3 separate regions of the Homo sapiens genome follow, and regions 1 and 3 are each linked to region 2. Evidence: read pairs that join two places in POLR2A ChIA-PET (ENCODE). Cell type or tissue: OCI-LY7. All regions are shown on one strand. Each heading gives the region's core, and the rest is flanking DNA. Links, peaks and the distances in the headings are about the cores only.

What was found. ChIA-PET counts read pairs that join two places held together with the same protein. Peaks named below come from ENCODE experiments on the same cell type or tissue, not always from the same donor. Only the 100,000 strongest peaks of a DNase experiment are listed, where the experiment ranks them.
Region 1: POLR2A ChIA-PET joins it to region 2 with 19 read pairs; 1 of 35 experiments calls an interaction of 5 or more read pairs at or near these places.
Region 3: POLR2A ChIA-PET joins it to region 2 with 5 read pairs; 2 of 35 experiments call an interaction of 5 or more read pairs at or near these places.

The regions. Positions count from the first base shown.
Region 1 is chr10:50,449,336-50,459,389 of GRCh38, reverse strand. All of the region lies in intron 5 of SGMS1 (sphingomyelin synthase 1), which reads left to right. Among named protein-coding and RNA genes, the nearest start is that of SGMS1, 170 kb to the left of the region's middle. In OCI-LY7, for the core only: no CTCF peak of the experiment used is centred there; no DNase peak of the experiment used is centred there; H3K27ac peaks cover 788 bases.
Region 2 is chr10:50,643,255-50,653,308 of GRCh38, reverse strand. No RefSeq gene overlaps it. Among named protein-coding and RNA genes, the nearest start is that of SGMS1-AS1, 23 kb to the right of the region's middle. RefSeq lists enhancers at 4,262-4,321, 4,532-4,681, 4,702-4,861. In OCI-LY7, for the core only: no CTCF peak of the experiment used is centred there; DNase peaks (open chromatin) are centred at 4,518 and 4,838; H3K4me3 peaks cover 1,849 bases; H3K27ac peaks cover 2,500 bases.
Region 3 is chr10:50,417,074-50,427,127 of GRCh38, reverse strand. All of the region lies in intron 6 of SGMS1 (sphingomyelin synthase 1), which reads left to right. Among named protein-coding and RNA genes, the nearest start is that of ASAH2, 170 kb to the right of the region's middle. RefSeq lists a silencer at 8,688-8,967. In OCI-LY7, for the core only: CTCF peaks have their summits at 5,484 and 5,700 (motif pointing right); a DNase peak (open chromatin) is centred at 5,677.

The sequences.
Region 1 (10,054 bases), core at 3,068-5,567, 190 kb after region 2:
GTCTTCTCTACTTTTTTCAGCTTTTGCTACTTTCCCCCCATTTTGTGGCATTTTATTTGGTTTATAATTATAACACTTAATTTGAACCATTAAAAATAAGTATTTTCAACTTTTATTATTTTTATAATATCACTGAGAATATATTATTGGTATGAGACATTATTAAAATATGCCCTCTTTCTCACATAGGCTCTGATGTCTTCACTGATTCTGTTTTCTGAGTTGATTATGAGTCTAGCATGGGAGACGGGAGTGGACTTTTATATTTCTAATATGGTCCTACTAGTACAGAGTTATTGAAGATGACATAGAAGAATGATAAGATTTTGCCAGAAATATTCTTCCATAGTTCACAAAGTTGTTTTAGAACCTGAATTCTTTAAAATATAGAACATCTATTCAAGTACTTAGTTTTGGCTCAGTGACCACTTTCAATGTGTATAGCCAGGAAGTTGCACTATATAGAAGGATATAGGTTTTAAGTTTAAGTAAGTTTAAGAGTATATGTTATCTGATTTTTTTCAATAAGGGGCTAAATAATTTGAAATTTCTATATATTTAGGCTTCTAGAATGTTCTCATTAAATTAGTAGATGTACATACTGAAAAATATTTTAAATCACCGTAAAAATCCTGAGAGATAGATGTGGTCAACCTCACTGAAAGATGAATACACTGAGGTTTATAATATTGTGAAACTTACCCAAGCTCATGTGATTACAGAATAGAGCCGGCCGGAAGCGGTGGCTCATGCCTGCAATCCCAGCACTTTGGGAGGCTGAGACGGGCAGATCACGAGGTCAGGAGATTGAGACCATCATGGCTAACACGGTGAAACCCCGTCTCTACTAAAAATACAAAAAAAAAATTAGCCGGTCATGGTGGCAGGCGCCTGTAGTCCCAGCTACTCGGGAGGCTGAGGCAGGAGAATGGCGTGAACCCGGGAGGCGGAGCTTGCAGTGAGCCGAGATTGTGCCACTGCACTCCAGCCTGGGCGACGGAGCGAGACTCCACCTCAAACAAAAAAAAAAAAAAAAAAAAAAAAAAAAAAGAGAAAAAGAAAATAGCAGAGCCAGAATTGAACTTAGATCTATTTTTCACCAGCAATGTTTCTAACAATTACATTGCCTTGCTGATTATACACAGTGATGACATTTAGATCATAAACATGTCTAAGAATTTTCTTATGTTTAGCATTCAAACAAGGGCCGTCCTAAACAGCTAAATAAGCCTCATCCTCACAGAAGCGAAAGCTTCTAGATGGGCTTGGTGTTGTTCATCAACGAGGTTTTATCAGGATAGTGGCAATTCTGGTGAATGACGGACTGAGCCCCTCTTGAGAACTGGATGTGTCTGCTTGGGCTGCATGCCATTTCCCACCCAGTGCTTACCATGCTGCTAGCAGCAATTAGGGTCGACTCACCTTAGCAGTTGCATGAGCAGCTGTTTCTTCCAAAGCAAGTTGGGACTGGAATTTGGCCATATAATCACACAGTTAAGGACAGCTCTGGCATTTATATATGAATCTCAGAATTTTAGGTACACCATTTCTTTTCCGTAAATAAAATTTCTTTCTGCTTTTAAGTGTCTTTTCCTGATTCTACATAGAAAATTTGATGAATATTTACAGCCATAAAAAAGAATGAAATCATGTCCTTTGCAGTAACATGGATGCACCTGGAGACCATTATTTTAAGCGAACTAATACAGGAACAGAAAACCAAAAAGCACACGTTCTCACTTATACGTGGTAGCTAAACATTGACTACATAAAGATGGGAACGATAGACAGTGGGGAATGCTTGAGAGAGAGGGTGGGGGAGGCATGGATTGGAAGACTAACTGTTGGGTACTGTGCTTACTACCTTGGTGATGGGATCCTTCGTACACCAAGCCTCAGCAACACACAACCTACCCGTGTAACAAACCTGCACATATATCTCCTGAACCTAAGATAAAAGTAGAAAAGAAGAAAAATGTAAAAAACATTTGCTTAAGTAAGAACAAAAAGGAAAAAAAGAAAATTTGGTAAATATTGAAAAGTTTAAACAACAAAATAAAGATTACCACTTAGATATAGCCATTGATAATATTTTGGTAAAGATGCTTCCAGTTTTTATTCCTATGAAGATGTATGCCTTTTTTAAAATGCAAACTTAAAATCTTAGTGTTTTATATCCATTTTTACTTAGCATAATTGCAACATTTTTCCTATGTGCTTAAATGTTCTTTTGCAACATACTTTTAGTGGCTATAAGTATTCCCTTTGGGTAATAGCGTCAGTGAATCCATTCTATTAGTGAACCTAATCCTCATTCAATTTAGTTAAAACCTCTCTAAAAAACAAGAACATAATTGCCACTAGTTTTCATAATGATATCCTAATGATGCTTTCAGATATGATGAGAAAATCCAGTTTCAGTCACTTCCCCTGTCACATCATGCAATGAACCTGACTTGAAGTTTCCCAGTACAAGCGCTGTGCATGACTGTAGCATGGGAAAATTCTCTTTTGACTGGGAAACTTTGAAAACCCATTTTTCTTTCTTTGAGGTGGCTTGTCTGTGACAAGTAACTTCAGTGTTTTCATACTTAGATGAAACTTCTCAAATCCTGATTTGCAGGTGATTTGGCTCTCCTAGTTGGCTTTACTACTTAACTAAACCTTTTTTCTTCTCCTAAATATTTCACATGGGCCAAACCCTGGGTCAGCAGCTACTACCTGAGGAAACCCCAGGTGTCATGAATGAGGTTGGAGAGACATGCATAATGTAGTATTAATGTGACTTTTCCTGAAACCAAAGAGTTCTGTGCTCCTAGGTATTAAAGTTATCAAACTGAGAAGTTGATTACAGCTGAAATGGGTGAACATGTAACAGAAGCACTCTACTCAGAAAAGGCTCCTGTGAAGCTAGGACTATGACTTATTATTACTTCTTGTTCTCTTAAAGACTATATTAAGTTAAATCACTATGATCCTCACCAAACCATTACTTTTCAGACATGGTTCCTTATTTCCCTTGGGATTCCATAGTGTCATGTGAGTAGGTAAGGGGTGAGGGAGGACAAAGCCTCCTTATTATCAATAATTGTCCTTATTGACAATAAGGAGGACCTCCTTATTGTCCCATCAACCAGCAGCTCTGCCTTTATATGTTTTATGTATTGAATTTCCACAAATTTTTGCTGAAAGAAAGGACTACTGCTTAAGGGAGTAAAGACTGTGAAAATCACTGGGGCATTGTAGATCCTATGGGTGGATGTAAAAGAGATGGAAAATGGACACCCAGACAGTATTACTTCCAAGTTTCCATTATGCTTGTAATTCTCCTGCAGTGACACAGTCCTTCTTGGGTTTGATATTTACCATAGGTCCTCTGGTTGGACTTCCCATAGATTAGCCTGCTTTTATGATAGTGGTTTCCATAGAGGCACCTCAGAAATGTTAGGGTTAGGAGAGATGAAAGAGTGATAGCCTTACAAGCATTGGTGGTAGAAAGTAACCTTCTAGTGATCAGAGCAGTGAGTGGTGGAAGGTATAACCTGTTAAAGGCCAACAGGAGACTGGTTTCTATATTCTCGTTCATGTGGATTACCCAGTAGGAAGATGCTCTTTCCATCAGAGTGATGTGGTGTATGAAATTCAGCCAGACAGTCTGTGAAATCTTCATTATCTATTTCTAGACTCATTTAAAACATTTTCGGTGGGCTCTCTTAAATTGAAGATTTATATTGGTGAATCACAGAACCAGCTACTCCGAATAAAAGATTTTAGTGGTTTTTGTTCCACAGCTCAGTTGACTGACTAGAGAATTTTCTCCAAAGATATTTTTAACCAGCAAAGAATGAGGAACTAACTAAAGAGTTTGCAATGGCTAATTTACAATTGGTGCCCAGAATCCTTAACCACAGTTAAAAATCTTAGCTTTATTTACCAGACAGTTGGTGCAGGGGTATCAATGTATGAAGACCTTAATGTTAATATACATTTAGTTATTCAGAGAATGAGCTTAGTCTTGAGGTGAAAACTGGAGAGAAAATTCTTGCTTTCTCCATCAGGAAAGGGGTAAATTATGACCAATTTGCAAACATAACAGGATATATTGGTGTCAAATAGGGCCTGAGCTGTTTGTATATGAACTGTGTATATGGCTACAACTGTTGGGGTGACATTCAACAAGATGTGAGTAAATGACACCCCTGGAATTGTGCAGTGCTGCAGCCCTGGGTATAGCCATTCATTCTGTTAGTCATTTATCTAGTGAATATCTCTACCTCATGCCTGGCACTTTCCTAGATACTAGAACACAATAGTGAGCAGGGCAAACAAACAAGATCATTTCTCTCATGGAACTTACAGTCCAAAAGGGGTTGGGCAGGGTCTTCAGGGAGACAAGTAATAAAGAGGGAGGTAAACAATATTTCAAATATGCTAAAAAGAAAATAGAGCATGAGTGTTTTTGGGTAGGAAAGACTATTTTAGATCAAGTCTAAAATGCATGACCTATGTTCTTGTTGGCTGTTTACTTCTTGTACTGCCTATAAGTTGGTGAATTTTTATATTCACCAGCTCTCATTAAATAATTCAGAGAAAAGGTAGGATTTCCTCCATCAAAATTGTGTTTTCTATAGCAATTAAGCTTTATCAAGTGCCACATTTCAGTGGTAAAAACTAAGACAGCTTCATTTCTTAGGTAGTTTAAGTAGAATTGTAAAATAATAATAAATTGCTGGACTGTAGCATATAAAAAGAAGTTTCCAGTTAATTCAGGGGAAAATTGTGATATATTGCTCATAAAAGTTGAAGAGAGAGAAGTTGGACTGATTACCTTAAGCATCTTAGACTCATTGTGACCCATGTTGAATGGATCACTAAGCCTCACTGATTCTTTTTTCCCCCATTTTTTCCCCTTTATATATATAATGTCCTTTTTCTCTGTTTCTTTTTGTCCCTTTTCACTACTCTATCACCACTCTAGTGAGGTCCTTTTTACCACAGGCTAGTCTATTTTAATAGCTTTTCCCTTGATATCTCTGCATCTGGTCTAGCTGATTAGTTAGTTTTTCTGATGCTACATTCATAGTTCTATTCCCTTCTTAAAAGCCTTTACTTTACTCTCCACTCACTTGAGAGTGATAAAGGCCAGACTCTTTAGCTCGACATGTGAGGCCCCCCATGATCTGTCCCCATTGTGTATTTCTAACCATATCCCTGCTTTTACCCAGTGCAAACTTTAGGCTCTACCCAGACTCTCTATTCCCCTTTCTGTTGTGCTTTTGGTCAAGCTGCTATCTGGAAAACTCATTTCTTTCTTTCTTTCTTTTTTTTTTTTTTTTTTTGCCTATGTAAATTAATGTTGAAAGTCTAGTATGAATAGATCATCTCTTCTTTCTTTCTGGCTGCTTTAAAGATTTTGCTTTGTTTTTAGGAGTCTGTGATTTGTTTATATCTAAGTGGGGAAACTCCTTCTCTCCCAACTTTTCCCTCCCTCTTTTTCTCCCTTTCTCCCTTCCTTCCTTCCTTCCTCCCTCCCTCCCTCCCTCCCTCCCTCCTCTCCCCTCCCTCCCTCCCTTCCTCCCTCCCTCCTTCCTCTCCCCTCCCTCCCTCCCTTCCTCCCTTCCTTCCTTCCTTCCTTCTCCCTCTGTCTCTCCCTGAGAATCTTTGGGTTTTCTGGGCCTAAATATTGCTATTAGGAATATTTTATCGTTATTTCTTAGAATAATGCCTCTTCCCCATTTTCTTTATCATTTCTTTCCGGAAATCGAAGAACACATGTTGGACTTTTTCACTCATTTTCCACATCCTTCTTTCATATTTTTGATATCATCTTCTTTATGTTAAAATTCTGGACAGTTTCTTTGGATTTGTCACTTGGTTCCCCAGTTCTTTCTTCAGCTATTTCTAATCTGCTGTTTAAGCCGTCCTTGATGACAGGGATTTTTATATTTTTAAATTTTATTTTATTTTATTTTATTTTTTATCCTACAGTTTTATCCCCAGAGCCTAGACCAAGGTGTAATACTTAGTACATAGGTGCTTAATAAATATATGTTGAATGAATTCACATGAGTTTTTTATCTTTTAATTTTTAAATACCATTTTTGCCACTTTTCAAGTCAACATGGTAGTTTTTTCAGATAAAATTTTACTCCCTTTTAAATTTCTCTTATTGAAATATATTAAATATACTTATTTTATGCTGATAATTCTAGTATTCGAAATATTTTCAGATCTGATTCATTTGCCTGTTTCTGTTGGCTCTCACTGATGGTCTCTTATTTCCTTGTATTTCTGTGATTTATTGACTGTGAACTCATTTTCCTTGGAAGTTTTATCTGTGTGAGCTGTTCAAGGCCTAGACTGAAGGTAGATTTTTCCAGAGAGTATTTATATTTGCTTCTCCCAGGTGCCTGTAGCCACTATCAATCTGGACACTCTTTACATTATATTCTCTGCCTCAGGTTTTTTGAAGCATATAGCATAAATTTAGACCACAAAACAACATAAATACTGGTTGTTGGTTATGAATTCTCAAGGGAGATTTTCCACCCCCTGAAGATGCTACGGTTAAAAAAGCAGTTCCTCTTTTGGTGTAGCAAGTTTATTTCTAATTTGCCCATATACTGAGGGTATAGTTTTGTGAAGTTCCAGTTTTACGCAGGGGTCTGTTAAACTCACCAGCTTGAGTGGTCCTGGTTTTATCTTTTCTCTCTCTTGCTCTGTACAATCATTATAATGGAAATTCAGTATTACTAGGGTTGTGGCCTTGGTGCTTTTCTACCTCCCAGCATTCTCACTCTTACTTTGTTTGGCTTCTGTGAATGTCCTACTTTATTGTCACCTCATTGGCGCATTTACAGAGATTTTATACTTCATTATGCTTCAATTATTTTCATTAAGAGAGACCAGTTTAAGGTATCTAGTGTATCATTCTTCAAAAATAGACCTATTTTGTTGTTTTGTTTTAGTATGTGCTTCTAATAGATGAGGTGGATACTCATTTACGACAGAACTCAAAAAATTATTAAAAACTTAGGTACAGCGCAGTCTCCTCTTTTAATTTAAATGTCTGCTATACACAGTCAGATTAGGTGAAGAGTGAGGTGGAGAATAACCCCTTGTAATGTGCTCTCTAAGTTGGCTGAGACTTTGATGTCTTGGAGATATTATTTATCAAAATGAGATTTATTTTTGTCCATTTGATTGTCTAGCATTTTATTATATGTATTTATAGATTAATTTTCTAATATTTTACTATATGTACTATGTATATTTTACCCTTCTAAGTAGGATTTGATTCCTAAGTAATGCTCTATGACTGAGAAATAACAAATAATAAGGAAATATTATTTGTTACATGATATCTGCCATGGGTCCATTTAATGATACCCTGAGAGAGACTCTGTAGTACCTTAGTCCTTTTACTCAGTGTTATTTCATTTGATTCTGAATGAGTGTAATATTATTTGTAAGGGCAAATAGTTGCAATTAGTAGAATATGTTAGTGATTTCAAAAAAAGAAACTAGTCTCAAGAAGATATTTTTAATGTTATGGCTTAAATGTGCAGTGTGCAGATCTGCAGTTCAGCTGACTCTGTAATTCTTCAGCACTAAATAGGGGTATATCTAGTGAGAAGCATTGCCATTTGATAGAAATATGTAACACATATGTGTGCCACTCACCTGAATGAATCACATGCTGTTATGAACTTTAGTTTTTTTTCTTCAGAATCCCATGTTATATTAATTCTGCAGAGGTGGGTCTGCTGCTCGTGTTGCTGATATAATGCAAGTAGTCCTCTCTGACCAAGCCCTCAGTCTGCATTGCCACATTAGAACCTAATTTCCTTGAACCAGCAATATATTTTGTGTGACTTAAGCTGATGAATAATTTTTAGCATGTATTATGGTATTAAGGAAATATTAAATGGAATAAATGTTGATTTAAATTGGTAGAATGCTCAAGTTTTAATGATCAGAGTAGGGATAATGGTTGCCTGGTACAGTTATGTGTTTTGAAGTTTTTGAAAGTTAGTAGTGTGTTTTAAATCTCTGCCATGAGAGGAACCAGAAACATAACATGGTAAACATGCCAACTGGATTCATAGCATCACTTGTCAGCCACATGCTAACATAAGACTACATTATGATTAGAAATTTTAAAATTAATATTTGGAGGGCTTAGAAAGCTATATTTATTATGATTGTTAAGTAGCTGTGTTTGGAAGTTTTAATTTTTTAAAATGTGTAAGCTTGACAGATCTCCACATTTAGCCATTAAAAATCATTTTTTAATAATTATAATGTTTACTTCATATTGGAAATAGTTTCTAAGGAGGAAAATAGTTTGCATCTCATGTTATAAATATTTTCAGACTTTAAAATTACTTAATCCAAAGCATCCACTATTTGTTATTTTTTGTTCAAATTTTAGAATGTAAATATAAATTCTCCTAGAGTTTTCTTTTTCTTTTAACAGTTGTTTGTATTTTTAATGTAATGAGTATATTTCTGAATATTATATCAATGATATTTTTAATAAATTGAATAAATTTAAGTTGATAAGGAAAGTTTATCAAACTAATAATTTTAAAAGGTTTATTAGGAAATTATTAAAATGAAGAAAGCTTTCTTGATGTGGATAAGTCTTTTTCTCTTTTTTGTACTGGGTTTTTTAATCTTGGGTCACTTGATAATTTTTTTATATCACATTTAAAAATGTGTTGGATATTTTTATATTAACTTCCTATATTTATTTCTTCCTGAACTATTTTGGGAAAGAAACCATAATTGAAACACAAATTAGGTAACTAATAGCTTATTTATGGAATCTTTTTCTTCTAAAATGTTTCCTTGGAAAATATTAATTATTAGTATACTCACTTATAGACTCCCATACAGTCAGAAAAGCAGTTGTCAAGAAAAATATTTGAAGGCATGATTATTGTCCCAGCATTCTCACATTCTATTCCCTTTCCCTCTGTTAAAGTGAATAAATCAAAGAAAAATAAAATTGACTTTCTTGTCTGTTTCAGTTATTGGGCCCAGTTAGGGATGGCTAACCAGGGGTGAAGGGCACATAAATAACATCCACTTGTAATCCTTAATCTGCTTTCACACTCACTCCTCTCTTCCACTTTGTTTCCTGTAAAGTATAAATTTCTTAGTCTCATCATATAGAATAACCCAGAATGATATGATTTCACTACCATGGATTTATAGAAATTATTTCTTCTTCCACATTTTTGTTGCTGAATCAACTGTCTTGTGTCATCTCTGACACTGTTATTCTCATTATTAAAAAAAATTCTATTAATGGTTTCATATAGTCTTTTCTCTAAAGATAATATTAACTAAGTGCCTTTTATATTCTAAGGTCTTTATTTACATAATCTTGAATGAAGCCCTGGAATCTTGCAGGGACCTTCATTATCTTACTTCATTCTGTGGATTTTTAGTGACACTTCCATTTTCTAGGCCCTCCTTTAGACATTTTAGGCAGTGAGCAAAATTGACAAGTAGAAAAAAAAAAGAACAACCAACACGTGTATTATGGAGCTAATAGTCTAGTGGGAGAAAGATGACAAACTAGATGAATAAGGAAAATACATGTATGCTAAGTGGTGATCAGGGTTATCACTGATAACCTGTTGGATCAGAGGCTATGGCAAAAAATAAAGAAGAGAAGTGGATGGGGAGTGTAAGTCTAATTGGGGCATGTGTGTACACACACACACACACACACACACGTGCACACACTATTTGTAGAGAAGCCAGGAAGCCCTCATTGAGAAGGCAACATCTAAGTAAGGACATGAAGAAAGTGGAGGGGTGAGCCTGCTGTATCGGGGCAAGACCATCCTAGGAAAGAGTAGTTCAGGGTTAAGTACAGAGCCCTTGATACTTTTTTTATTTTGCAGGAAAGTGGAGCTCAGCCTTGTCTAAGACTACATAGTTCATAAGCACTGGACCTCTTGTTCAGACTCAGATCTGTCATAATCAAAGCCCTGCACTCCCTCCACCACCCCAGGTTACTCTAAAAGGAAATCATTGT
Region 2 (10,054 bases), core at 3,794-6,293:
GAATATGATTTGTAAAATTCCAACCCTATCTCCTCAGACATTAATATATGTACAGACACTAGTGTTTACAGCAAATCCTAATCTTGGTTTCATCAACTATCTGGGTCATTCTTATTTCGTATAGTAGCAATGCTATTGACAAGTTTCATGATCTTCTCTTGCCAGTTCCTCCCAGGATGATGGGATTTGGAGTCAATCCTGCAGTAATTGCTGGCACTATCACCTGCTGTCTTGTGTGCTTGCGTGATAGTGCATCTGAAAAACATCTTCAGAAATGCACTGTTAATGCTTTGTCTGTTTCTATAAATATACTAAGGTTTAAGTATATACCTAATTGTATATAAGAGCCATAGTAATATGAATAATATTACACAGGCAGGAAATAAGTCAATAAGTCATTAAAAGGTCATTGTCTTAGTGTGCTAGGGCTGCCATAACAAAATACTATAGATGGAGTAACGTAAACAATAGACATTTATTTTTTTTCATGGTTCTTGAAGCTGGAAAGTCCAAGAGCAAGGTCTGGCAGCAGTGTCAGGTGAGGACTCTTTCCCTGGCTTGCAGATGGCTGCCTTCTCACTGTGTTCTCAAAGGGTGGGAAGAGATCTCTCTCTCTCTCTCTATCCCCTTCTCTTTCTGTCTTCCTCTTTCTCCCCTATCCTGCCTCGCTCTCTGACACTTCTTACAAGATTACCAATCCTATCAAATTAGAGCCTTACTCTTATGACTTATTTAAATCTTAATGGCCTCTTAAAGGCCCTATCTCCAAATGCAGTCACCTTGGGAATTAGGGTTTCAACACATGAATTTTAACAGGACACAATTCAGTCCATTGAAATTGCTAAATATAAAAGGACTAAAAACGTAGCTGTGCCGGTAGTGGTAAAATGTGGGAACCAACACATATTTTCATCAGACGCAATACTCATTATCCTTGACTCTAATCCTAAATTGTGAGAAAATAAATTTCTGTTTATTTTTAGAAATGACTGAGAATTTCCAGCCACCAGGTAGTTTCCAAAATGTTTCTTTTTCCTTTTTTGTTTGCTTCCAATTTTTTAAAAATTTCATACCTACAGAGAAGTTGAAAGAATAAACATCCATATGTAGACTCACCACCAACTGTTCACATTTGGCCACATTATCTTACTTCTCAATCACAGGCTTTCAGCTTGGAATGTAACTTAAAGGATGTTTGAGTCAACTTTCATTCTATACACAATCTCAGTACAAGGGGTCATTGGCCTCTAAGATCTCTGGTGATGAGGAACTCAGCTATCTTTGAGTTAGCTGCTTGTGTTTTTTAGAGGCCTCTGGTTGTCACTAAGTTTGTGCTTAAACTGAAACCTGGCCCTCTATAACTTCCACCAGCCGGGCTTTATATAACCCTTCAGCTAGACAAACACTAATTCTAGTTCCTTTCTTATACGATAGCTTTGTAATGTTTGAAGGCAGTACACATGTCCCCTTCTTTAGTTTGAAAAAAAAAAAGACTAGCTAGCTGTGATTCCTTCATCCATGCCTTATTTGGAGTGGTAAGAAGTCTTTACTTGCTTGAGTAGTAGGGTCACATATTTACAAAGCACCACTGAAATTCTATAAGACAATGAGGCTTCTTGATTTGCTCTAATGGATGCAATCTTTCTTTACTCACTCCAGTTGGCCCAGTCTCTTTGGGGTTTGTGGAAATCAGGAGTCCCCCAGGACAACCCTCAGGTTCAATAATTGATAGAACTCACTGAAAACTGTTATACTCGCAGTTATGGTTTATTACAGTGAAAAGTAAGAAATGAAAATCAGCAAAGGGAAGAGGCATGATGGGGCAGGGTCCAGGAGAGTTGCAAGTGCAAGCTTCTAGTTGTCCTATCACAGTGGAACTCTAGACAGTGCTAATTCCTCCCAGCAATGATGTTGGGCAATACGCACAGAGTATTGCCAGCCAGGGAAACTCACTTGGGCCTTGGTGTCCAGAGTTTTTAACTGGGGCTTGGTTACATAGATATGGTTGACTACCAGTAGATATGGTTGACCACCCATTGACCACCTTAGCTTCCAGCCTTCCAGAGGTTGGGTTGATATTGCAAGGCCTAAAGCCCCACCATAATCACATTATTAGCATAGACTATCTGGCATGGTCTTAGGCTGCCAGGTAACCCCATCTTATCAGGCAGGACATTACAAAGGCTTAAAATACTCTCAGAAGCAAAGGCCTAACTTCTCTTTGTGCAAAGTTCATTCTTTTCCACACAGGGTAGATTAGCTATCTTTCCAATATCCCCTTTGTTCATTCCCTACTTCTCTACCAGATGGTGTTTGGGCATGTGGATCCCACTGTAGGGGGAGATGAGCCTTGATATGAGTGCAGGGCCTATCCTATCTCCTGCCTCTGCTCTGAAGTGGCTGATCCAGTCAGGTTCCCACAGCCTTACAGTGGTCTTCCCCAAGTGCAGTGTTGTTCCTAGGCTCAGTTAGACCCACCCTACCTTACATTTGCCAGGACTGCAGATGCCACCGAGTTCAGCCAGGTCCTCTCTCTAGCCCCTGGCCTTGACGTTAGTGTTATCTCACCCCTAACTACAGAGGCTCCATTATAGCAGGTCCTGAAGCTGCCAATTCTGTTACCTACCTTGTCTGGTTCTACAGGGGGAGTCTGGGAACTTCTGGAGCCCTTCTATGCCTTTTAAGAGGAAAGGCAAGTTTAGGAGTGGGAACACAGGCCCTCTTTCTGTGGAACCATGCCTCTCTGCCGCCTTCCTTGTTCTGTGGTAGCACCAGGTTGGTGTAAGCCATTCTACACCACAGTCTCTTCTCAGAGTTCTGAGCTAGGACTGGGGCACAAGCCCCCTCTGCTTTTGCATCTGGCTCTCCCCCAGTTTATGTACCATATCCTCTTCTTTCCTCTTCCAGACTGTGGCCCGGAGGAGGCAAGCCAGGACACAAGTGTCTGCCCACTTGCTTTTGCTACAATTTGCCTTCTGTTATTTTTCCCACAATCCACCAGGCCAACAGGAAGAACTGCTTCTATATCAGGTTTTCCTCTATCCCCAATAAGGAGGTATTTAGGCTATATTAGTTGAATAGTAGAACCAGATATAAAGAAGGGGATAGAATGGCTGGGCATGATGGCTCACAACTGTAATCCCGGCACTTACGGAGGCCGAAGCGGGCAGATCACTTGAGGCCAGGAGTTTGAGACCAGCCTGGCCAATATGGCAAAATCCTGTCTCTACTAAAAATACAAAAATTAGCTGGGCGTGGTGGTGCATGCCGCAATCCCAGCTACTCTGGAGGCAGAAGAATTGCTTGAACCCAGGAGGTGGAGTTTGCAGTTTTCTAAAGGGAAAGAAAACTATTAATATTTTCAAAATATTATCTCTATTATGCTTGTATAAAGAGTTCAGTAGCAATGAAAACCTGACCCATGGAAAATAGGAAAACTTCTTCCCTTTTCCCTCTTTCCCTTCTTGCCATCTTTCTTAAAGCCCATAGACTTCACAAATAACTTAGCAACTAAAAGGTCGTAGTTTTGGAAATGGAAGGCAGGTCATGTGATTCACTGGAATTTTAATTTTCATGGTAATGATAATAGCTGCCATTTATTTGAACTCTATGTACCAAGTATTGTGCTGAATTAATTTAATTTAATTTAATTAATTTAATTCTCCCCAAAGCGCTATTACTATACCATTACCCCCATTTAGCAGATGAGAAAACAGGCTCAGAGAAGTTAAGTAATTTTCCAAAATCCTATAGCTGGCACTGGAATTTAAAGCCAGTACCATTAGACTACAGGGTCCATGCACTGATTGACTACCCCTCCTAAACTGCCTTTTGATGAGGGATTCATATTTCTGTTTTCTTTGTAATTGCCACATAAGGCATTCAATAAAACACTACTTTATGCTCAGCTGCACTCAGTTTTGCAAGCTTCCAAGGATCCCTTGGTGATAAAGGAGTAATGTGGCACTTAAAACCTGGTCTGATATTGGCATGCACCCTAAAAATGCTGCTGGTATTACTGAGGGAACCAGCCGCTTGGGACTCTTACCTTCCTAATCGCTTCTTAAGGGAACTTGTAATGAATCTAATTGGAAGCATCTACTTAATTCCCTACAAGATAATATCACATAAACCAGAGCAAGAAAGGTGTTAAAATCAATAAATGAGAGAGAAAGAACTGAAAATATAGAGCTAAGGATAGGAGGGCAGGCAGGGCATTGTATATTTGTAGCTCAGGAGAAAAGTCTGGGGCACTTTTTGATAACTGCTGTATGTGCAAAAAAATGTGTTTGGGTGTGGGAACTATGAGGACGTATGTTCCTTTAGACATCTGATAATCTAAACTATGGTAATTTCTGTGGGTATCAGTGAAAAATCTGTGCTGCTGATCTGTTCAAAGTGCAGCACTATGGGCAGATTTCAGATCATACTGAGAATTGAGGCCGTGTGACTGTGATCAAGATTGTACTGGAGCCATCATTTGGTTATTCATTTACCCATTACGGAGTTGAGCTGGGGCTGGGCACGGTGGCACACACCAGCAATCCCACCACTTTCGGAGGCAGAAGTGGGAGGATTGCTTGAGCCCAGGAGTTTAAGACCAGCCTGGGCAACATAACAACCCTGTCTCTACAAAAAAATATTTTAAAAAATTGGGCTGGGTGTAGTAGCTCACGCCTGTAATCCCAGCACTTTGGGAGGCAAAGGTGGGTGGATCACTTGAGGTCAGGAGTTCAAGACCAGCCTGGCCAACATGGGGGAAACCCCATCTCTAGTAAAAATACAAAAAAATTAGCCACGCATGGTGGAGCACACCTGTAGTCCTAGCTACCCAGGAAGCTGAGGCACAAGAATCACTTGAACTTGTGAAGCAGAGGTTGCAGTGAGCCAAGATCAAGCCACTGCATTCCAGCCTGGGCAACAGAGTGAAACTCTGTCTAAAAAGAAAAAAAAAATTTAGCCAGGCATGGTGCCTGCCTGTGGTCCCGTCTACTCAGGAGGCTGAGGTAGGAGGATAGCTTGAGCCCAGGATGTCAAGGCCACAGTGAGCTGTGATTGCACCATTGTACTCTGGCCTGGGAGATGGAATGAGACTCTGCTTCTTTTTTTCTTTTTTTTTTTCTCCTTTTATGGGTAGGACTTGGGTGGGTGGAGATGATATGATGGGGATGGACATTAGAGGGGAAGTCATTAGTGAGCAGAGAGCTAAAGATGGGAAAACGCGGTGTGTGTTCCGGGGTATGGAGAGTTATTTTCTCCAGCTAGACTTTCAGAAGAAGGAAAGAAAGAGAGACAAAACCAGAAGAGCTGAACAGGATCAAATTGTGTAAAATGATGACTGCTAGGACCCCAGGACCAGTGCTCAGTGTGAACCACAGTGGCACTGGGAGGGCCTGGGAGTAGGAAAATCAGTGAGGAGGCTCTGAGCTTGGGTGGGGCAGAAAGGGTAACTTTTTTATGTTTGCTGCTTCCGAGGCTGCAGTAACAATACAGTCCCTCAGTCACCTCTTCCCTCATGGTTGTTCCCACTGTGTGTCTTGCTGGTTTCTCCTCTTGGTAAACCTCCACCATCCCCCGGAGTTGTATCTTTTGTCTTCCTCTCCTCCCCAACCATCTCCCTTCATTACATATCTTAAAAATGTCTTTTATTTTTATTTATTTATTTTTTGATATGGGGTCTCACTCTGCTGCCCAGGCTGGAGTGCAGTGGTGCAATCATAGCTTACTGCAGCCTCACCCTCCAAGCCCAAACAATCCTCCTACCTCAGCCTCCCAAATAGCTGGGACTCCAGGGGCACACTACCACACCCAGCTAATGTCCTTTTTTATTATTTTTATTTTTAGTAGAGACAGGGTCTTACTATGTTGCCCAGGCTGGTTTCAAACTCCTGGGCTCAAGCAATCCATCTGCCTCAGCTTCCCAAAGTGCTGGGATTACAGAAATGAGCCACAACACCCAGCAAAAAATGTCTTTTAGCAGTTTGGTTTTAGCTCACATTTCTGGGGAAATGGTCCTCAACGTCTCCTCCAGGGAGCAATGTTATCAGGTTGGTAGTGGCAGCTGCCAGACTGCAAAGAGTAAAAAAGGAGGCTCTGAATTAGAGGCAATGACCATGCTGAAAGGAGAAGAGAATAAGATAGGCTTTTATTTTTTTTTCTCTTTTTTTTTTTTTTTTTTTTTTTTTGAGGCGGAGTCTCACTCTGTCACCTAGGTTGGAAAATGCAGTGGCGTGATCTCAGCTCACTGCAACCTCCACCTCCCAGGGTCAAGTGATTCTCGTGCCTCAGCCTCCCAAGTAGCTGAGATTACAAGCATGCACCACGATGCCTGGCTAACTTTTTGTATTTTTAGAAGAGACAGGGTTTCACCATGTTGGCCAGGCTGGTCTTGAACCCCTGACCTCAGGTGATTGGACTGCCTTGGCCTCCCAGAATGTGGGGATTACAGATGAAGATAGGCTTTTAAATCCTGGGGTCAGCAGTCTTGGAAGAAGCCAAGTCTGGAGAGAAGCTATGGGGTATTACAAAGAAGTTATTCATGTACAAAGTTAGGAAAAGGGCAGCAAGAGTTAACATTTATTAAAGCTCAGGTTAAAAGGATAGTGTTTTAGTTCATTTTCTGTAGCTTATAACAGAATAGCTGAGAATGGGCAATTTATAAAGAAAAAGAATTTATTTCTTATAGTTACGGAGGCTGAGAAGTCCAAGATTGAGGGACACCAACTGGTGAGGGCCTTCTTGCTGGTGAGGACTCTGTGCAGAGTCCCCCTTTGGCAAAGGGCATTACATGGCAAGGGGGCTGAGTGTGCTAGCTTGGGTCTCTCTTCCTCTTCTTATAAGGCCACGAGTCCCACTTCCATGATCATCCATAGTCCATAAACCCATTAAGCCATTAATCCATTAATGGTAGACCCCTCACAACCCATCACCTCTTAAAGGCCCCTTTCTCAATACTGCCATATTGTTGGTTCAATTTCAACATGAGTTTTGGATGGGACAAATATTCAAACCATTGTAGATTGTCTTGTCTAAATGGATTGAAACTACTCAAAATTAACTTCCTATCTCCTGACTTCAATAAGTCTCTGTCTCTGAGGAACTATTTTCTCCATTTTTTCCAAGACTGCATCTTCTTAAAGCAAAAACAACAAAAACCTAAAATCCGATTTGTCATAGGTGTAATAAGTCAATCATCTAGAATTTCAGTTTGTGTGAAACCAAATATGCAGATAGTTTGAATTGTTAATGAAAAATTAACAATGAAAAATTTCCATCCCATCAATGTCTAATTTGTGTCCCACCATCTCCACAGATTTCTCACTACCCTTGTGAATTCGTAATAGTTGCTGCCTCTAAAAGCCCCCAGATCTTTTATTTCTGAGTCGTTCATTCCAGCAGGTAGTCTGGGCAGTCTCTTTTTATTTAGGCCTTTAAAAAATACTCTAAATTCATTTTTCCCTCAACTGGTATTTTCAAGCCATTTTAAGAATAGTTTTTTATTTCTCTTTAAGATATAAGTGTATATAAAGTGTATATTTTTTTTCTGGACAACTCTGGGAGTACAGTTGTCCAGAAAAATCCACTGATACAAAGTTACTTCACTTCCTTCAGGATATCACAGCTCCTTTTAAACAACAACAACAATTATTATAAGAATAGTAAAGATAAGTCTTAACATGTAAATCCTTGGAAGGAGTTTCATTCAAAAAAATGAACTTCCTATTAAGGAACAAATAAACAGTACTTAATCAATTTATCTTTAAAGGTAAGATTTGAGAGGGGAGGATACCAGCTCCTGAAAGGACAGCAGGTTGAAAGAGAGACTTAAAGCACCTGGGTTGGCTCCCACAGGATGTGGAAGCCACAGAGTCATCTAGATTTACTTCCCAGTTTCCTCATCCATGTTAAAGGTAAACATTAAAGTGGAGTGCATTTCTATCCCTGTTTTCCTTTCTCTGAGTTTGAAATCCAAGTTTTCATTGGATAGCTTCACTTAATGGGGTGCTCTTTTGTTTTCATTATTGTTCACAGAAAAAGCTGTATTTATGGCCTGCTAGTGAATTTGAATAAATTGGGTTTAAAATGATTTTCAGGGTTTTTAATGTATTGACTGCTTTGAAAAGAACAAAAGCAACTCAGAACAATGCCTGTGGCAAATTGCTTGGTACTATTAGAAAATTTCACTTATTTACAAAGAAATATTTCTTTTAAAAAATGGAGACTCTATAATAGATTTAATGCTATACATAGCTAGTTGTTCCTTAAAATAACGAATTGTTTGCAAATTTAATTAGGTCATATATATAGCAATATGTTTAAAATAAGACCTCTTTCCATTCATTACAGCCTATTTCATAAGATAGAGAGTGCTATCCTTTAATTGCACAAGGATGCAGTAAATTATAGTCTTAAAATTCCCTACCAAGGTCTAATTTGGGTCAATGCTGAGATGATGGTGCTTCACAACTTAGCCACAACCAAATCTTGATGAATTTGCAGCAGAGACTCCAGAGATAGTTACTATCTCAAATTATAGTTATTGAAATGACCTGTACCCTTAAGTAACCAGGATCTTTTCACAAACTTTAGCTGAAGAATGGCAGCTAACAGAACTGAATCAATGAGGCTCAGCAAAAAATTTAAAGAAATCTTTTGGTTGATCAGTGTTCATGAGAACCAAAGATCTGAACATCTGCTCTTCTAATTCTTGTAGGACATCTCTAAAAGTAAAGCCACCCATTAGCTGTGTTTCTCAATTTCAGCTACAAAGATTTTAAGACTAATGCCTAAATTCCTCCTCCAAAGGTTTTAATTGGTTTAAGGTGCAGCCTGGATGTTGGGATTTTTACAAGCTCCCAATTGATTGAAAGAAGAAGCCAAGGTTGTGAACTTTAAAGGTTTACAGGTTTCTAAGTTTAGTGGCAACCTCACAGCTGCTGATAATTTCCTCTTAAACCTAACAATTCTGTTTCACTTAGCCAGTGAATGGTGATATCCCTCTAGAAAATAAATACCCAAACCTGGACCTTCCTTTGTTGATGAAATGAGAGTTTCTTAAGCTGGCATGAGTACTTTTTATATTTCCCTCATGGCTCTAATATATAGCCAGGGTTGCAAACTGCTGCTTTACAGTTATTTAGACCTAGCCAATGTGATGCTCTTTCAATGTAGATAACTGAAGAAAATAAACGTGATTAATCATTAGAGCATTTTATTTAAAAATGGAATTTTGCTTAATAACGATTCAATTTTTGTTTATATCACTTATGTAACAGATATATGTTCCAGTTAGAATAGCCTTCTTCATCTAACTTACAGTGCCTGGGAGGCAAATCCTAATACCTGACCAAATTGTACCTAAGTGAAAGAAAATTGGCATTATGAATACAGCAAGTCCTCACTTAACATCCTCAATAGGTTCTTGGGAACTGCAACTTTAAGTGAAATGATGTACAACAAAACCAATCTGACCATAGGCTAATTGATATAAACTAATGTTAAGTTCCTAAGCCCCAAAACACTTCTAATATTAAACATTGAAATAAATGTGAGCTATACATATATTTAAGAAAGATAAATAAAAACAACTAAGATGATTATTTACCCCATTATTCTAGTTCAGGGTCTCAGGTGGCCAGAACTCACTCAGGGTGCAAGGCAGGAGGAACTATCCCTGGACAGGACACCAGCCCATCACAGGGTGCGCTCACACAAAACCACACTCACACTGGGACCATTTGGAAACAACAATGAACCTAATGGGCACATCTTTGGGATATGGGAGGAAACAGGAGTACCTGGAAGAAACTGATATAGACATGGGGAGAATGTGCAAACTCCACTCAGACAGTGGCGCTTGCTGAAAATGGATATTTTTCTTATCAACCTTATAATGAAATGACATTGAACGATGACATTATTCAAGGACCTGCTGTACATTTTAGTTCAACAATTTTTCTACCTAAATGTGAGGAGTCTGTCACTCAGTTTCCAATACCAGATTTTTTCCCATGGGCTTAGGGTGTCTACTCTTTTTTCCTTTTAATTTACATTT
Region 3 (10,054 bases), core at 4,225-6,724, 230 kb after region 2:
TGTGCCCGGCCGTAAGTTCTTTGATTTCACAGATGATACATTAATTTTTTCTGTTATAAAGTGCTTAACATACTATTACAACAAAGTTCTTAGTAAATTTCTATTGTTTTCTTTGATTTGATTATTTTTGTTTCCCTTCAAGTTAGTGGTTCTCTTTTCTATGATGTATGAAATGGAGTTCATTGTTAATTGGGGTGCTTTTTCCCATTATTTCAATTTGGAATAATTTGGAGTTGTTCTCTCGCAATTTTAGATCTCCGTGTCTTACTACCTGACATGTGTCAAGGCAATCCAACTTAATTTCATTTTACTAGTGACAAGTCCTGGCTTTGGAGTAGGGAGTGAAATCAATAGCTCATAGAGGTCTGTCTGACTAGTGGTTTCTATGTCAAGCCAATGTATGACTTAGCTGTTCCCCTTTCTTCCTGATTGAATTCTGGTGTTTTCTGTTTCATTACTTCTGACCACAATTCTACTTTGATGTCAAAAGGCACAGGGTTAATTTATTATTAAAGCCACATCTTGGACCAGGGGCTTTCAAACTTGTTGTCCAGCATGTACAGAAAGAAATGGTTGTCAGCCTCAGTTAGACAAGGGAAGGTGAACTCAGAGAGCTGCCATGTTTCAGTAAGGTCTGCTTCATAGGATGGGTGGTAACTTCATGGGTATGACTTTAATACTACATTTCATACCAAATAGGTAACTGTATTCACTTGTATCTATTAAATACTGCACAACCAGATTTTTTAAAGGTATGAAATACCATTAATGTTGATAAATGTGTCCATTGCATTTATATTGGCAGACCTGAGTCATATTAATGGTAGTTGTTTTTTTCCAATTTTAATTTTCTCTTAAAACATTTTTTTATAAACGAAAAATACTTTCATTTTGGAAAATTCAAGCAACACAGAAAAATGTAAAGAAAGTAGAAAATCTCCCCCAGATTATGTTAACATTTTGGTGAATCTTTTTTTACTTTTGTTTTTCATTAAATCATTTTTATCCACTTAACAATGTGCTACAGCACATTCTCTAAATCAATATTGTAATTTTTAATACATACCACTCCATTTTATGATATCATATCTATTTTAATTAATATCCTGGTGATGTATGTTTAGATTGTTTCCTGTTTTCTCTATTACAGATGATATATCAATGAATATCTTTGTACATATATTTTTGGATATATTTCCAGATATAATTAAAGGGATGCATACTTTTTCTTTTCATACACATTGCCACAGGTTCAGGGAAAAAAAGAGTTTTAACTTGCACACCTCAGATTAATGTAATGAGAAATGTCAGACTCATTCATTCTTGCCAACCTGATCTACAAAACATGTTTAAATATTCACGGCTTTTTAAAAAATTTCCGTTTTTATTTTAGACCCGGGGTACATTCGCAGGTTTGTTACATGGGTAGATTGTGTGATGCTGAGTTTTGGAGTACAATTCATCCCATTATCCAGGTAGCGAGCATAGTACTCAATAGGTGGGTTTTCAGCCTCCCTTCCTCCCTCCCCTGTCTAGTAATCCTCAATGTCTGTTGTTCGCATCTTTATATCCATGTGCACCCAATGTTTAGGTCCCACTTATAAGTGAGAATATGTGGTATTTGGTTTTCTGTTTCTGCATTAATTTACTTAGGATAATGGTCTCCAGCTCCATCCATGTTGCTGCAAAGGACATGATTTCATTCTTTTTTATGCCTGTGTAGTATTCCATGGCATGTATGTACCACATTTTCTTTATCCAATCTACCATTGATGGGCACCTAGGTTGATTCCCTGTCTTTGCTATTGTGAATGGTGCTGCATTGAACATATAAATGCATCTGTCTTTTTGGTATAATGATTTATTTTCCTTTGAGTATATTTGCAGTAATGGATTGCTGGATCAAATGGTAATTCTATTTTTAGTTGTTTGAGAAATCTCCAAACTGCTTTCCACAGAGGCTGAACTAATTTACATTCCCACCAGCAGTGGATAAGCATACTCTTTTCTCTGCAACCTTGCCAACATTATTTTTTGACTTTTTAGTAATAGCTATTCTAACTGGTGTGACTTTTTAATAATAGCCATTGTGATTAATGGTATCTCATTGTGGTTTTGATTTGTATTTCTCTGATGATTAGTGATGGCTGATCATTTTTTTTGTATGTATGTTGGCTGTGCTCATATGTCTTCTCCTTTTTTTTTTTTTTTTTTTGAGACGGAGTTTCGCTCTTGTTGCCCAGGCTGGAGTGCAATGGCGCAATCTTGGCTCACTGCAACCTCCATCTCCTGGGTTCAAGTGATTCTCCTGCCTCAGCCTCCCGAGTAGCTGGGATTACAGGCATGTGCCACTATGCCCGACTAATTTTGTTTGAGAAGTGTCTGTTCATGTTCCTTGCCTACTTTTTAATGGGGTTGTTTCTTGTTTGTTGAATGTTTAAGTTCCCTATAGATTCTGAATGTTAGAACTTTGTGAGATGCGTAGTTTGCAAATATTTTCTCCCATTCTGTAGGTTGTCTCCTTATTCTGTTGATTGTTTTGCTGTGCAGAAGCTCTTTAATTAGTTCTCACTTGTCAACTTTTGCTTTTGTTGCAATTGCTTTTGAGGACTTAGTCATAAATTCCTTGCCAAGGCCGATGTCCAGGATATTTCCTAGGTTAAAACACTTTAGACAGGTATTTTAATATAGATAGTACCTTCTTTTTTTAACAGGCAAAAGACACTTTTTATGAAGATACTATTGATAAATCATTGATTTTCAAATGATCTTCATGTAAGTACAAGCATCAGGTAGCTTAAAGCCTACCTAGAGAAATATTTTTCTTTATTCAGCCATAGAGAAGTACCTTCTTTTAAGAAATAGAAAGTTAAATCTGGCTAGTGACTGTGACTGCCCTCTAGTTCCTTCACGTTTTAGGTATTTACATGGAGTCTGATACATTCGCTCTCAATCTTCTCATCTGTGAGCCCACCCCTATCTAGCTGCTCTTTGTATTAGACACAATAGTCCCAGCTTTCAGGTCAGACAAACATGGCTGTACAGCTGGCTCTGACTTGTCTTGATGATTTACCTTGGACATATATAGCATTCTTGACTCCCTGTTTCTTTGCGCGTTCAGTGTAGTTGTTAATATCTGCCTTGCAGTGTTGTATGTGGATTAAATGTAAAATAATGTGTATGAAATGAAAGCTGCTGTCATTAGTAGGTACTCGGTAAATGGATTAAATTGAGCATGTTTTTCTTGTTCTAAATGGAATTTCAAATACATTTTCCTTTAGGAACAATGTCATGAATGGAGTTTGAGTACAGTATTAGAAATATTATTCAGCATTATATTTCATTGACATATAATTTCATTAAATTATGAGTTAAACAGGTTTTTAAGGACTGGCCAGAGAAGCTGGCCTCTACGCTAGAGACATCTTGTGTCAAGTGAAATGTATTCCAAGTGTTATATAAGAGTTCGTGCACTTAGTTTTTTTTTTTCCCATGCCACCTTGTCTAAGAAGAGTTCATTGACTTTTGACTCTAGAAGTGAACTTTTAGAATGTAATTTATTACCTGGTTGAGGATGGCTTGGAATTTCTTGATAGGTGATGATGTGTTTGGGGCAAACCAGACCTTCCTTCTGCTTCTGAGAATTAAACCCGTTTTCTTCTAGAGAACTTACTGCTCCTCTCACCAATCCAACCAGGTGGTCCTAGTATAGACCAGCCAGTCTGTATGGGTACATGGCCCCAAACTGGACCAGTGAGTTTTTCTGGCAATTTTTAAAATTACAACTGTGAAAGGAGGAATTGTCTCTCTTGGATGCAGAGCTAAATTAAGTGGGAAAAGGCACACTTTAGGAATGAAGAATAAAGCCAATGATAAAACACCAGAAGCAAAGATGCTATCTTGTCCTGGTGCAATTCGTGTTGAGCTGATCCTAGTGCCCAGCTGCCCCTGTGGCTTTCCCGTTGCTGGGATATTTAGAGCCAATGTGGCTCACCTTGCTTTTGCCTGTGATGCCTCAAGTGCCATTTTTGTTACCTGCAAGTTAAACACTGCTGACTAATTCATTTGCTTGTTTATACTTGGAGTAGTTATTTAGAAAGTCAGTGCTTTTGTCATGGGCAATTTTAATAAAGTATTTAGTTGCATAGCAGGACAGACACAGCCTTTTGAGAACAGTGGTAGTGTTTTTTTCCCCATCTGTCATCAAAGCAGAAATATGCTAATGCTAATCAAAGGATACCAGTGAATGAATGTGTGTGCGGGTGGTAACGGCTCTTTTGACAGAGGCTTGCTCTAATGCAAATGTAAAACTTTTATATACCTATGATGTCATATAATGCAAATGCCATATAATAAATGTATACCTATGACAGTTCTAGGATTTATGAATTGTCTTGAAGAACTGTCCTTTGCTACCATTATGGTTAGGAGCACCTGTTGGTAAATAGATGTTTGTGGTTGAGAGTGATGTTTACATTTAAGGAGGAATTGGTACTTTGGCAAGATTATCAAATATGTATCTATGTGTTCCTTACTTGAAAGGGAAGATCGAATGACTTGTTGCTTCTGTTCTCCACAGTGGATTCGTGTTTGGGGAACTGGGATTTTACATGAAAACTCTGTTTTGTAAACTCCACTTCCTTTTAGGAAGTATCAGATTTGCTGTCTCAGTAGCATTCTGTATTGTTGGAACATGCCACAAAGAGCACAGAAACGCATCTGCTGCTTGGGTTCTGCTTGCCAACTGGTTTGAACAGCTATAATATTTGTTTATTCTTGATGTGTCAGCAGTCAAAGGGAACGTTTTCTTTTCTCCTTTGTGGCTGTTATATAACTTAAGCATCATTATATTCACAACAATGACTATTTATGCAGAATCTGCTAGGCCCTGGGGGATACAGATGCTCGGAAACACGTCTACCTCAGATGGATTTCCACTGTCTGCTGAGAGTGAAAGGTCAGGGATCTCAAAAAGAAGGAAGGATGCTAAGATCCTATGTTAGTTGTGAAATGGAAGTATAAAGAATAAGATCTGTAGGTATTTGGAGGAGAGGAGAGATTCCCCAGGGCTTTTGCCAGTGACAAAAGTTCTAGGAGAAGAAAGGGTTTCAGTGGTCTGGAATGGGATATGTACTAAAAAGAATGCAAGAAGGTTGTCAGGCAGGGGGCATGGTGTGAGCCTAGTGCTTTGAATGAAACTCTGTCACCTTAGCTGGTAACCACCCAGCAGCTGAGAGGCCTGGACTAAAGAGCACCAACATGGGAGCCACCTGCATGGGTCCCTTTGGGGCAGCCTCTCCACCAGGGATGAGCATGGCTCCCAACTACAATGTGAAAGTTAAGAATTTTTAGACCCTCGAGTGTACATGGCACACTCGGAGGCCCCCACCGTCTCCACTACATAGGCCAGGGAGCACAGGCAGAGATAAAGAGACCCATGGGCCACCATCTTATTAGGGTCCAGTGTGTTATCCAAATATGTTTCCTAAGGGGAGCTTTAATTGGTAGGTTTAAAGCAAGCAGGTGCTAGTTCCAGGAGGTCCTGTTGTGACTGAGAGGTGGTCAGTTTAAATTTGCAAGCAAATGTCTGAACGGTCTGTTTAAGGAAGTGGTGGGAAAGTGAGGAGCCCAGCCTGCTAGGCAGGACTTGGGTCTCTTCAGTTTTATTTCCTGCCACCAGTGGGAGCCATTCAGGTGGGGAATGGAATTTGAAACTGTCAAGGGTGACTGAGCCCTGATTCTGAGAAAGTTAAACCTATATTTAAAGTGGATGTCAAGGCAACATAAAATGGTAAGCACTCACTATCCCTAGGTATGGTGGTAGTAATGTGCCCTCAGCTTTAGGGGAACAAGGAGTGGACCAGCGGGTTATTTGGCAGAGGGTTTTTAAGATCGGGGTTGCAGAGGTAGAGGCAAGGCTTTGAGTGCCTATAAATGTCATGGCACTGGACCCGTAGTTTCACCGTCACTTTTTTTTGATAACTATATGTTGAGAATCCGTGTACTTTAAATTTTAATTTTAGACAACAAAGGCATCCTAGAACCAGTTATCCTGTTCTCTTGTGGGAATGTTCTAACCACATTGGTCATTGTGTTGTTCTTATTTCTGAAGCATAAGGATTATTGGAAACATCTTTCAAGTGCTTTGAGTTATGATTGCAGCCAAACATATTTATGAAGCCTTCCTTCTTCCTGGAGAGAACACCTACTCTGAATGTTAAGCTTGGCTGGATCCTAAACAATACTAACAAACTAGATCATCTCTCTTTCCTGTCTGTGCTGCCTTTCCCTTTCTCCATCATAGATCTCAAAGTATCTCTCTGTGTCCACACACACACAAACACAATTGTATTTTTTAGACTGCAGTGTTAAGTTTATGGAGTTGTTCATATACACTTAAGCTTTATGTAGTCTTCTCATGTAAAAGAGCTGCTGTCCTTGATATAATAGCCAACATATTATCAGTTCAGCCAGTATAGCTCATTGTAACAATTACATAAATATAAAATATCAGTGCTCTTAAAAATACACATTAATTTACATGAATGTTTGAGGAAAGCTGCCCGTAAAGCAAATTGTGTTCCTTTTGATCTCTACTATAAAATTATTTAATTGACTGAGAGGAAAAGGTTTATGACATGATGGCATGCTCGACTTTGACATTTGTCATGTGATGATGATGATGATGTGTTGAGAGGCATAGAGGGAGGGGCCCGCCTGCTGGAACAGCGGCTAGAAGACACTCAACCTCAGTGACTCAGGCAGAGGGGACGAATGCCTGAACCAGGAATGGAAAAAATGGTCCAGATATGAAAGAAGCCTTCATGTTACGCCTATTGGTAGTGAACCATTAAGAGAGAAAAGAGGGAGCTCAGATGATTCCAGAATTTAACTTGAAGTGTCTAGGAGAGTAACATTACCTTTATGAGGAATATGAGAGTCAAGAGAGATTTGACAGCTTCATCATCTAGGAGACAGGCCCAACTTAAGTACCTGTTGCTAAGGATAAATGTGAGGCTATAGGCCGATCTTGCTTCTGCTCTTTTGACCATAGTTTGGTTTCCAACTGGAAACACTCTTAGAGATCCTCAGAGAGAGATGAAGCAGTCAGTTCACCCTGTCACTTACTGGCAGAGCTGAGACTAGGAAGGGAGCTCTTGGCTTTTTGTGCAGTGTTCTTTCCACTCTCCCGTGCTGCTTTGGAGAAAAGAACAGCATTTTGCTGATCTCACTTTAGATCTTATCTTTGGCTAATGAGTATTTTCAAGAAACCTTGGCCTGTGGAATGACTCTAAACATGTATGAGAAAGATCTCCAAAGAGATCTTTGCTCAGGAGATCTCCAAAGCAAAGAACGTTTAATTTGTAACTTAACATTTTTTTCTTCCCATCTAGAAATTCTCTTTTGGCAATAGCAATCAACTCATTTCTTAATGGGACCTCAGGAATTAGCACTTCTGCAGCCCCCTGTAATTTGCCAATTCCCAAATAAAGTTTCTTTTAAGTATTTTTATTACAAAATAATGTTTAGGGCACAGTGACTCAGATGGAATATTTCCACAAATCACTCTTACTTTTTTAAAAGTAGGTTCACCTGTGACCTAAATGAAATCATTCCAATTTTAAGCCTATTTGCTACCAATAAACTTTCTATTGTATAGTAAGAATACCAAATTCAAGAATCCTGAACCTAAAGCTTCTTAAGTTTCTCACCACTTAAATGAGGGACTCAGACCAGGGAATACCAGAGAACTATTTCAGCTCTAAAATTCTTTAGATATTTAACATAGGAAAGAATTTTTGAAAATTACGAGCCAGTTTGTTTACAATTTTGGAGATTCGGATTCAGGACTCAGAGGGACAAGACAGCATTTTTTGAGTGCCTACTCTTTGTCCAGCACTGTGGTAAATGCTTTGCATGCATTGTTACATAATCAGTAGTTCCCCCCTTATCTTCAGATGGTATGTATGTTCCAAAGCCCCCAGTGGATGCCTGAAATCTCGATGGTCCTGAACCCTATATATACTATGATTTTTCCTATACATACCTATGGTGAAGTTTAACTTATAAATTAGGCACAGTAAGAGATTAACAGTAACTAATAATAAAATATAACAATTTTAACAATCTCAGAATGACATGAAATTTAAAATTTATGCATTGCTTATTTCTAGAATTTTCCATTTAATATTTTCAGACTGCAACTGAAGGGGCGGGGTAACGGACACAGCAGAAAGAGAAACTGCATATGGGGGGACTGTTGTAATCTGTAAACTGTTAGGTGGGCATTTTAGCCCCCTCATTGATGATAATTAACTTACTCAAGGCCACACAGTGTCAGAGGTCTGATCCAAATCTGCTTTGATACCAGGTCCCACCTCTTTGCACCCAGTATCTCTGCCTAACTCAAAAACTTTTACTAATCGAAACTAATGTACATCCACTGAAGTATCTTTCGTAAGATTAATCCTTGTTTCCCAAGCGTTTTCAAAGGCAACCTACCCTTTTCTAGAAGTTGTGTCGAAGTTGTCAAAGGCGTAAAGAAAAGGCTGTGAAAGGCTTCTAAGCTTGGTATAAATCAAGAAAGGAAAGTTCCGCCTTAACCGACACTGAACATGCTTATTGGTTAGGACTGAACGGGCTGACTCATTTCTTTTTTGCCGTGGTAGAGGGCCACACCCTGCATTCCAAAAACCCTCTGCTGCCGGGCCACACCCGCCAACCCCGCTCTTGGAGCCTCTGAGGTCCGGCTGGGCGTCTAGCTCGCAGTTGACCCCCCGGGAGAGGATCGGCGCATCCGGCCGCCCGCCAGCTCCAGACGCCGGGCTCCGCAGCGCCGCTGTCCTAGCACCAGGGCCCGGCAAGCAGGGGAACGGGACCGCCGGGACCGATCAAGGCGCGGGCGCCCAGCAAGAGCCGCGCCCGGGGTCTGCGCGCCGCTCAGCGCGCTCGCCTTTCCGCCCGCGCCAGGGCTGGCTGCGCGCACCCTGAGCGCGAGGAGCCGCGCGCAAACTTGGTGCCCCAGGAACTTTCCAGGAGACACTGCCTCCGGGGACGAGAGACCGTAAGTGTTGCTCCGGAGATGCTGTGGTTCATTAGAATACACTAACAGACGGTGTGAACCGATTAAAATACCGCAATCAGTGCCAATTCTACTACGGCGAAGTAAAGGGAAATCTTTATTTTTCCTGCATCCTGCTTTAATGATCAAATAGGCACTAGCTATTTACACCTGAGAAGGTTCAGTGCAGTTGCTGAAGCAGTGGGTCAGGATATGGGTAGGATCAGTCAACAAATGCTCTTTATATTGCGTGATGCTAACTGCCGTGGCATGAGAACCAAGGGTAGGGGGTGGTTTCTGTTTGGGGTTATCAAGTCTTCCTAATGGCAGTTTTTGAGAGAACGGGATTGTGTCTACAGATTGGTTATTAAGTTTTGGGGAAGTACTCACTTTCTCAAACTCCAGTCCCTGTACGAAACAGCCCTTTTGGCAACTCCTTTGGTTGGTTGGAAGCTGGCTTGTGAATGAGCTTGGTACTAAGTGCCACAAGGATGCACGTGCCCCTGTGTTTTGGACTGAGTGTGTTTACTCCATAACTGTGCTTTCTATTTAGTGTGGCCAGGTAATCGCTCTTGTGGAATTTGTCAATAAATACATGGAGAAGAATGCATGACATTTATTTTATTTTATTTTATTTTATTTTATTTTATTTTTGTGTTTGTTTTGTGTAGTTATACCAAAATAGGAAATCTGGAGACCTAAATTCTGTTACCCTGAATGCTACAAATATTTATCATAACATTTTTATCCAATTGAGTTACCGCTTTTAAATTTATGTAGAAATAAGTCCAGTGAGCCACTTAAAAAACCCGCTTTTCTACATAAGAAATTAGTGCAGTTGTATGATGCCAAGTAACTTATTTTCTTGCAAGAGTTTGGGGAAGTAGGGGACAGGGAAAGTGGAATCCTGTGACGACTGAGGATATACACAATGCAACAGGGAAGTTATCATGATCAGAAACACTGACTGCGTACAGGAAAGACAGGTTAAAG